2 separate regions of the Homo sapiens genome follow, and region 1 is linked to region 2. A link is a loop called in an ENCODE intact Hi-C map of the cell type or tissue named here. Cell type or tissue: CD14-positive monocyte. All regions are shown on one strand. Links, peaks and the distances in the headings refer to the core of each region. The heading gives the core; the rest is flanking DNA.

Region 1 (5,384 bases), core at 196-5,195, 48 kb after region 2:
GTCCCACTGTGATTTTTCAGGAGGCCTGCTTCAATCAGGAAGAGCTCTGCAATCCAGAAAACTCCAGAGCAGCAGTGATTCATGCAACCTAGCCATAGTCATGTGGTCTGATTAAAAAGATGCTCCCAGGCCAGGCACAGTGGCTCATGCCTGTAATCCCAGCATTTTGGGAGGCTGAGGTGGGTGGATCACCTGAGGTCAGGAGTTCGAGACCAGCCTGGCCAAAATGGCAAAACCCTGTCTCTACTAAAAGTACAAAATTAGCCCAGTGTGGTGGCGCATGTCTATAATCCCAGCTACTTGGGAGGCTACTGCTTGAACCTGAGAGGCAGAGGTTGCAGTGAGCCGAAATGGTGCCATTTTGCACTCCAGCTGGACGACAGAGTGAGACTCCGTCTCAAAAAAAAAAAAAAGCTCTCAAACCCAAGTAGCCTAATTTGCTATTTTATACTGTATTAACATTGCACATCTATTAACTCGGCATACCAACTATTGATCTGAAAATAAAATTAGTCCTTGCTCTCACATAACAAAGAAGAATTGCAGTTTATAATGAAAGAAATGCTCATACTTATTTGCATAATAGAAATCATTATGTTTTCTTACTACAAAGGCACCTAATTAGCAAAGATTTTCATTTTCCACTGATGTCATGAGGGGCCAGTCACTATTCTAAGCATATAGCTATCCCTTAGGTACATGAAAATTTGCATCTTGCAAATTCCTTTTGAGATAATACCTTAGAATGAAGTAGAATGCAGATTTGGCATGAGATTTTGATGGAGAGAGGATAGAGAGGTCTTTTAAGTAGTGATGGTGTTCTTCAGGAACCAACCAGGGAATTTTTCAGTCTCCCTAGATCTACTCCACAATTTTTCACTCTGCCTAGATAAAAACCTTCTTAGAATTCTCAGCATAATAAATAGGATATTTTATATTTTTTCCTACTGCTCTGGAGGTTCTCATAGCACATCAAAATTTTAAGATATACTAAATATAATCCCAGAAATTATAGTATAATTAGATTTATAAATACAATAAATTTGAATTAACTGGGAACATTCAATACTGGTAAAGATGTGGCAAAATATGTACTCTCATACATCGCTGATTGCATGGTAAATTGGTACCACCCATTTGAAAAACAATACAGTAACTTAATAAATGTTAAATATTTTTGACCCAAAGATCCTCCTTCTGGAACTCAATCCTATTATATCAGACCAAAACTGGAGGAAAAGGCTATGTGTGAAGATGATCTTTAAGGTACCATTTCTGGAAGTAAAAACTGAAAATGACCTAAGTGTTAAATAATTAGGGCATTCCTTTACTTATAAGCAAAAAGTTCAAATGCTTACTTGGCAACAGATAGCAGATGTCAGAAGGACCCTTTTACTTCATCCATTATGATTGTCTAAAATATTACCAAATAGGGTTAGATGCATGGTATCCAGGAGTTTCCTATTCAAATGCAATTCTTTAAAAAGAAAAGAAAAGAAAAGAAAAGAAAAACCTAAAACCAAAAAGACCTAAAAGAGCAAGATGGGAAACATAAGTCCAGCTTTATCAATAATTACATTAAATGTTAATGAATGGCTATATATATCAAAACATCATGTTGTATACCTTAAATTTTATACAATATAAAAGGTTAATGAACTAAACACTCCATTTAAAAGATATTATCAGAATTGATCTTTTTTTTTTTCTTGAGATGGAGTTTCACTCTTGTTACCCAGGCTGGAGTGCAATGCCGTGATCTCGGGTCACTGCAACCTCCACGTCCCCATTCAAGCAATTCTCCTGCCTTAGCCTCCCAAGTAGCTGGGATTACAGGTGTGCACCACCACACCCAGCTAATTTTTGTATTTTTAGTAGAGATGGGGTTTCACCATGTTGGCCAGGCTGGTCTCGAACTCCTGACCTCAAATGATCCACCCGCCTTGGCCTCCCAAAGTACTGGGATTATAGGCCTAAGCCACCAAGCCCGGCCTAGATTTGATTTTTAAACAAAAACAACTCAATGTCAACTGTATGCTGTTTTCAGGAAACACACTTCAAACATAAGGCCTTAGAGATACTGAAAGTAAAAGGATGGAAAAACATCGTTATGCAAATTCTAATAATAAGAAAGCTGGTGTGGCTTTATTATTAGACAAAATAGACTTCAAGACAAGAAATATTATCAGAGATAAAGAGAAACATTTTATAATGATAACAGAGTTAGTTCATCAGAAAGACCTTACAATCCTAAATTTGTATATGCCTACTCACATAAACTTTAAAATATATAAAGCAAAATGAATAGAACTAAAGGAGAAATGAATAAAGCCACAATCACGGGTGGATAATAGACTTTGAGTCATAACAGATCACTGATAGTTTAGCTCGTAATCATCTCTGGATTGGCTAATAACATAGCCCAGAAAGAATGGGACACACACACACACAAATCTCCTTTGATTCTGGGAGAAGGTGAAGGACAGGCCTCAGATTTATATGGCAGTGAGAAATTGGTGGAAGTTGGGCCAACAGGTTAGTTCTAGGGCCATATGGGAGAGAAAGTCCAAAAGGAGAACTGATGACAACAAAGGGGTGGGGGGAGGTTTGAATGGAATTAGGAAGAGTATGACCTCAGTTTCAATACCCATTTCAACACTTATTCAGTAATCCTCAACCAGTCACTAAACTTCTAATATTTTGGCATTTTAAAAAATGGAGGAAATGATTTCTGCCTTATGTGTGGATATGGGAGTTAAACACATAATACATGTGAAGAGTGCTGGCAATCCAATATCTCCCCTCTTTCACACTGTTTCCTGATAGGGACCCACATACTCAAGATTTCTGCAAATAACCAGGAAATGAATTGGACAGGGATCCCAAGATCTAAATCACCGTAGAAGAAGGAAAAATAACTTACCTAGTCCCAACAAGGTATGGAGAACCCCAAAACAGCCCAGTCTCTAGGAGGCCTGGCTACTCTTTCCTTTGGCAAAGTGAAAACAGCTCCATGATAGTTCTTAGTTTCCTTCAATAGAACCTGTTCTAGTGTTCTCCCTACGGATCTACATGCATGTGCTGTCTCAAGGAATTAAAACCGTCTCAAGAAATTTACTAGAATTTTAATTACCCAGACCCTTTGGCGGCCATCAGTTCATTGACTGACCTCCAGACAAGACCTCATATAAAATTTCCCTCAAAGATGGATCTCTTTCTTCAAAACTTGCAGAGAAAGCTAAATTCTTCCCTCCTTCCTTGAAAGTACATTTCAGTGTCTCCTTTTCACAGGCAGAAAGTTCTTCCTGCCTTACCTAAATAGCTATGAAACAAGGCAGAGTCCTATAAAGCTGAAACAGAGTTACAATGCACTGTAGAGGCTGAGGGGAGGAAGAGCCTTTACAGGCTTTGGGAAACAGGGACAAATTATAAAGCGGCATTTATTCCTGGCCTTATAGAATGGGCAGGGTTTTGGCCCATGTGAGGAGGGGATTGCAAATGGATCAAAAGCTGGATAGGGAATGCAGAGCCTGCTGGAGAAGGACAGATGATGGTCAGGGCCATGGGGAACAGGAGGAAGGAGAGAAGGAAAGGTGACGCCATATTGTGGAGGACCCCACACACCAGAAAGAAAACTGTTGGCTTTATTTGGTAGGTAATGTGGCGCGATGTGGCGAGAGGGGGTTTGCAGAAATAGGTGGTGAGAGCTGAATTTCAGGGAGATTGATGTAGCAGAGAGATTCGAAAGGTGGAAGAAAGAAGTGGGGAGAGAGGTGAAAGGTCAGTTAGGAAGTCCTTTCAACCATTCAGAAAAGAGTTCCTGAGAGGCTGAATATTGGTGAAAATGCTGGAAACGAAGGTGAGAACCAGACTGAGGCCTTGAGCACAGAAAGCCTCCTAATTCATCTGTATGGACAGGGCCTGACTCTCAGTAACTATTTCTTGAATCCGAGTTGCTGTGCAGCTATGAGATTGTGGCTAAAAAGAGGTGAGGAGGAAAGAGGAATGAAAGGGGATAATGTAAAAAAGAAAGAGCGAATGTACAGTTGTCCCTGGGTATCCACATGGTATTAGTTCCAAGACCCAACTCCCCCACATACCAAAATCCATGGATGCTCAAGTCCCTGATATAAAATGGCATAGTATTTGCCTTTAACCTACGCACATCCTCTCTTATACTTTAAATCATCTCTAATTACTTATAATACCTAATACAATGTAAATGCTGTGTAAATAATTATTATACTGTATTGGGTTTTTATTTGTATTATTTTTTATTGTTGTATTGCTATTTTTTATTGTTTTTTTTTTTTTTCAAATATTTTTTTCTCTGTGGTTGGTTAAATCCTTGGCCACAGAACCCATGGACAGGGAAGACTGACTGTAATAGATAGTAATTAAATAGAGAGAGCTCTATCTCAAGACTCATTTCAACAGTTTCTGACTCAAGGCTCTTACAATCACTACTAGTTAAATAATTCTAAGCACGTGTCCAATTGATAGTGGGTCACATTCTATCTTTGCGCCTGAGGGACATTGCATTTACTTGATCTTATTATCCCAAAGAGCTGCCATACAGACCAAATTAAAGGAAACCTAGAGAAGTGTATTTTAAGCATATTGTCACAATGAACTCACTTTGTTGAGGATCTATATGTACCAAGCATTGTGTTAAACACTTTACGTGAATTATCTTATTTAATTTTTAACTACCCTAAAAGTAGATGCAACTATTCTCTTTTAACAGATTAAGAAACGGAGGTTTAGTTGAGTCACAAAGCCGGGATTTGAGGACAGGCAGTTTGATTCCAGAGCATGGACTATCTTCCCTAGCACTCCTTCTAAGCAAGAAAATGCACCACAACTGGAGCACTCCTCTGCCATTTATTTACAAACAAATGTCATGTCGTCAGAGAAGTCTTTTCTATGAGTGGTTGTTCCAAGTCAGAGCTTCCCCTTCAGACATTCTGCTCTAAGAAGGTGTAAAAGCACCCTTTCCTTCTGAAGGAGGGTTTGGTGGGAGAGCGCCAGCCTGCCATACCAGGAAGTACGTATTGGTGTGTCAATTTGGGTTTTTGTTGCAAGCAACAGAAGTGAATTAACAATGTTAACAAGGGGATAAAATAATTTAATGGGAGAAAAATTAGAAAAGCTGAAGGATTAGGACTGGAGTAGCTCCAGGCTCTAAGGGCAGTCTCTTCAGGGGGCCTCTGCCTAGGGGAATCAATAACCACCATCTTGGTTTTACAGACTCCACTCGAGAGAACACCTGATTGGCCAGGCTTGGGTCTTGTGGCCATCACTTAACTAGGGGATGGCAGGGCAGTCTCACCAAAAGGGCCCACCCATACGGAAGAGGGAATTCCCCCAAAGAGAAGCTGGTT
Region 2 (5,384 bases), core at 325-5,324:
GGAGATGTCTAAGTGGACATCTGACTGTGATGATAGTCAAGGACAGTTTGGAATGAAGAAGGAAGAAGTTTCAGAACAAGGGAACAGCTGGTGTACTGCTTGATGGGGCAATCCCTGTCTCAGCTCCCCAGTCTCATGCCCAGAAATGTCCCCAGATATTTTAGGAGTAATAATGAAGTTTTTCTTAGCTTTATAGTCTGGGCTTAATCCCATTCTGATATGGTTTGGATTTGTGTCTCTACCCAAATCTCATGTCAAATTGTAATCCCCAATGTTGGAAGAGGGGCCTGGTGGGAGGTTATCGGATCATGGGGGTGGATATCCCCCTTGCTGTTCTTCTGATAGTGAGTGAGTTCTCACAAGATCTGGTTGTTTAAAAATGTGTAGCTCCTCCCCCTTCTCTCTCTTCCCCCTCCTCCAGCCACGTAAAACGTGCCTGCTTCCCCTTTGCCTTCCACCATGATTCTAAGTTTCCTGAGGCCTCCCCAGCTATTTTTGCTGTACAGCCTGCAGAACCGTGAGCCAATTAAACCTCTTTTCTTTATAAATTACCCAGTCTCAGGTAGTTCTTTTAATACACACTCCTTTCAGTGTTTCTGAATTCCAAGCTTTTAAAACAGGTTCAGGCTAGGTGCAGTGTCTCACGCCTATAATTCCAGCACTTTGGGAGGCTGAGGCAGGGGGATTGCTTGAGCTCAGGAGTTCAAGACCAGCCTGGGCAACATAGGGAGACCCCATCTCTACTAAACATAATAAACAGCTTTGCTGGAGGTTTAGGTGGGCAGATTGCTTGAGCCTGGGAAGTGGAGGCTGCAGTGAGCCATAATTGCACCAGTGCACTCCAGCTTGCAGCCTGAGATACACAGCAAGACCCTTTCTCAAAAAACAAATCAAAACAACAACAACAAAACAGGTTCAACCGACAGTTTAGACTTTAGTTTGTCTTTATTTTAATTACTTCATGTAAATTAACCTAAAATTATGCAAAATGATAGAAATCTTTCGTACTGATTACATTGGGAAATTTTATAGCAGCCTCAAGAATAATGGTTAGCTGAGTCTGTCTAATGTGAACTTTGAAGTGTGTTGCCTGGAGGAAACAGGAGTGGAGATTCCTGTTGGTCATGTAGAAGCAGGACCTGGAAAAACTTCCTAAGGGAGATCTACACCCAAATTTGGTATAACAGTTTTGCCACAGTGGAAGTAATAACCCAGGAGTAAAAGAATGTTAGAACAGCCTCCCAAATGTGTTTACTGCTGAAGTGCAGCTAACAGGGGGGAAAAAAGAGATTAACTGAATGGTAAGTAACACCTGGGGAAAACTACAAAAGCAGCTGGATTTATTTTGAGAGAGAATGAAGGAATTACACTGAGATACACAAAGAAAGCAAGTTATCAGGGATCTCTTTTTTTTTTACTTAAAGTCAACATGGTCCTGGAATCAGGCACATAGATTCTGGAGTCAAACCACCTGGGCTCAAATCCCTACATAATCACTCATTAGCCATTTTAACTCTGACAAGTTATTTAACATCCTACGCCTCTGTTTTTTTCCATCTTGGGCCAGTTATACCAGTTCTTAACATCTTATGCCTCGTTTTTCCTTATCTATAAAATGGGGTTTTCCTTATCTATAAAATGGGGTTATAATAGTACTTTCCTCATGAAGTTGAGGAAGCATGCCTAGAATATAGTGATGCTCGATAAATTTAGTTGTTGTTATTACTATACCCCACTTTTTACCAGGAAGGAAAGAGAAAAAATGGGCTTACTTACGATTTTTAAAGCAAGGATGTTAGTCCAATATAAGAAGAATTTCCCAAGCCTGAAGATGTTTAACAACATGAGATGGTTTTCTTAGACAAAGCAAGTCTCAGAAAGTTTCGTCATTAAAGTCTGTAGGAAAGAAACTGACCCTGACCTGCTGAGGATGAGCAAGGTGAAGCGGCAAGGAGGTCTTGTTTTGGGGCAAGAAGAGGACAGTGCTTAGATCCAGATACTTTGTGTTCAGATCTCCACTTGCACAAATCAAACATATTCCCGTGGGCAAGTCACTTATGCTGAGGTTCAAATTCTCCTTCATACTACTGTCCTAGGGAGACTCCAAAGATCCAGTATGTGAAAATGCTTTTTAAGCATCAAATGCTATAGGGTAGTCAGTACCACAATATCAAGGCATAGTACTATTTTGTCCAGCTGGTGAGGAATGGAATGGAAAATGATGCCCCTTGGCTCTTGGGTACCCTCTCAGCTCTCCATCCTAAATCACCCTCCAAGGGTAAGAAACAAACACACCAGAGGGGAGAGACAAAGCCCAGTGTAAATTCTTCCTTAGGACCAGTGCCACCCTCTGCTGTCATGCACATTTTATTGACTACCAAAAGTGTTACCCTGGAAGGAAAGACTGTCTTGACTTTGAGCAGTAGACTCAGGGACATCTGGTAAGTGGTTGAGTGTCTGCTAGACCCTCTCTCTAAAGTCAAAAATCTAACACCACTTTCCAGGCACCCTGTGATCTAATGAATTGATTTTGCATCCCACAGCATTCTGGTCCCATCTTTCCTCATGAACAAAGGGACAAGCCCTATAGGAGGTGAGATCTTGTGAGACAGTGCCCAACCATAACTGCTAATGATGTGTGTGTGTGTGTGTGTGTGTGTGTGTGTGTGTGTGTGTGTGTAAAAGAGGAAGTGCTCTCATTTCCCGTGTGGGTGGCACCAATGGCTGAGATCGGCTACTCCTGCTCTCTGGAGTTCTGATGGGGACAGAGGCAGGCTTGTCACCATTATCAATCTTGGACAACTTTAAACAATGCTAAGGGAAATATGACTTCCACAGCCAAGGAAACATACAATGGGCCCTAACTATCCCATGGGTGGCTGCCTCAGGCCTTCCTCCCCTGGCTGTTGTTCTGTCCTGCTTTCTGCTTTCAGCTATTTCATTCAAAACTGCCAGAGGCAAGAGGTGGAGCTGCACCCTTGCTTTGGAGCAGAGACTGTGTGCCTTGGATGAGTCACAGTTTGATATAGTTTAGATGTTTGTCCCCTCCAAACCTCGAGTTGAAATCTGATCCCCAATGTTGGAGGTGGGGCCTAGTGGGAGGTGTTTGGATCATGGGGGCAGATCCTTCATGAATGGCCTGGTGCTGTCTTCGTGGTAGTGAGTGAGTTCTCACTCTCTCAGTTCCCCTGAGAACTGATTATTAAAAGATTCTGACCCTGCCCCTCAATCTTCCTTCCTCCCTCACCATGTAATGCCTGCTCCCTTTTGCCTTCCGCCATGAGTGGAAGATTCCTGAGGCCCTCACCAGAAGCAGGTGCTGATACCGTTATCCTACAGCCTGCAGAACTTGAGCCAAAATTTCTCAATAAAGTACCCAGCCTCAAGTATTCTTTTATAGCAACACAAATGGAGTAAGACACAAGCTAACCACAAGATCGCAATCCTCTCAGTCCACGGTTGGAGTGAGGACTAACAGGGCATGTATAGTTGGGCATGATGAGCAACATCTGTCTTCAGTGTTTGCAACTATAGCCCTCAAACTTGAGGGCGCATTAGAATCACCTGGAGGGCTTGTGACACACAGGCTGGGCCCACCCCGAGTTTCTGATTCAATAGGTCTAGGGTAAGACCCCAGAATTTGCATTTCTAACTAGCTCCCAGATGATGCTCTTGCTTCTGGTCTGGGGAATACACTCAGAAAACCACTGTTCTAGAGTAACCTATTGAGTAACCTATTAAGCATGGGGAAAGGGTGATTCCCCAAGCAGGTGGCTATGGATCACACCATGCCCTTGGAAGACAAGGACCTATGGAGCTGCTGGGGGAGTTTATGTCCCAAGTGCAATTATTAAACAGAGGGGCAAAATGGAGACTGAATACAGGGCTCTGGAAGGGCTCATCCAGGAGGCATTTTTTTCATCTATACCGTACACCTCTGTCCACTTGTACCTGAGGTGCCTTTGTACCGGCATCTTGGCTAGGTAATAATACCCACTTTACCATTTCATATGTACATTAGAACAGTGTCATGATTTTGAAAGACCTGTTATGAAAAAGTTCAAATGAGTTTGAAATCCACTTTCATTAATAAAAGAAATTTCACTGTTATATTTGTCAGTGAAAGAAAAAGAAGACCTATTAATTTTTTAAATAGATTTGCAACTGCAGAAAATGTTCAAATGGTTGTAAAAATGGTTTAAAAAAATTTTTTTTTTTTTTTGAGATGGAGTCTCGCTCTGTCGCCCAGGCTGGAATGCAGCGGCGTGATCTCGGCTCACTGCAACCTCCACCTTCCTGATTCAAGCAATTCCTCTGCCTCAGCCTCCCAAGTAGCTGAGATTACAGGTGCACACCACCACGCCCAGCTAATTTTTTTTTTTTTTTGAGACTAAGTCTCGCTCTGTCACCCAGGCTGGGTGCAGTGGCAGGATCTTGGCTCACTGCAACCTCCGCCTCCCAGATTCAAGCGATTCTTCTGCCTCAGCCTCCCAAGTAGCTGAGACTACAGGCGTGTGCCACCACACGCAGCTAATTTTTGTATTTTTAGTAGAGACGGGGTTTCACCATGTTGGCCAGGCTGGTCTCAAACTCCTGACCTTGTGATCCGCCCACCTTGGCCTCCCAAGGTGCTGGGATTACAGGTGTTAGCCACCGCACCTGGCCAATTTAATTATTTTTATCACCTATTTTAAGAATAAAGTTCTCCTCTGGTGACTATAAAGAATTTGAAGAAATCATCATTGAAAGAAAAGTCTTGATCAAGAGTTCAGTGTAGCTATTTCAACATAAAACCTGAAATAGAAAAATATGTGTCTCTAGAAGCAAGCTCAGGTTTCTTGTGTTACAACCTGAAAAGGTTTTATTTGGAAGTTTTATACAAATTCAATGTGTCATATCTTTCTCAATACTTTGTATTTTACTTTTATTATAATTATGTATCATAAAGATAGTAATTTTCACCAAGCCCCATATTGAAGCTCCCCAATTTACTTCAGAATGCCATGCAAATATTGTACTAGAATTTTCTTTTCTTCTTTTTTTTTTTTTGAGATGCCCAGGCTGGAGTGCAACGGAGCGATCTCGGCTCACTGCAACCTCTGCCTCCTGGGTTCAAGCGATTCTCCTGCCTCAGCCTCCCAAGTAGCTGGGTTTACAGGTGTGTACTACCACACCCAGCTAATTTTGTATTTTTAGTAGAGACAGGGTTTCACCATGTTTGTCAGGCTGGTCTCGAACTCCTGACCTCAAGTGATCCACCCGCCTTGGCCTCCCAAAGTGCTGGGATTACAGGCGTGAGCCACCGTGCCCAGCCTGTACTAGAATTTTCTATGTGTGCTGTGTTGTGGAAAGCTCTCTAAAGCCCTGCTTTAAAAAGGATGACA

What was found. Peaks named below come from ENCODE experiments on the same cell type or tissue, not always from the same donor. Only the 100,000 strongest peaks of a DNase experiment are listed, where the experiment ranks them.
Region 1: it touches region 2 in a loop (1.8-fold over the local background); 1 of 110 quality-filtered maps calls a loop at or near these places.

What each region holds. Positions count from the first base shown.
Region 1 is chr7:27,321,698-27,327,081 of GRCh38, reverse strand. No RefSeq gene overlaps it. Among named protein-coding and RNA genes, the nearest start is that of EVX1-AS, 77 kb to the right of the region's middle. In CD14-positive monocyte, for the core only: no CTCF peak of the experiment used is centred there; a DNase peak (open chromatin) is centred at 2,611.
Region 2 is chr7:27,370,146-27,375,529 of GRCh38, reverse strand. No RefSeq gene overlaps it. Among named protein-coding and RNA genes, the nearest start is that of EVX1-AS, 130 kb to the right of the region's middle. In CD14-positive monocyte, for the core only: no CTCF peak of the experiment used is centred there; a DNase peak (open chromatin) is centred at 2,699.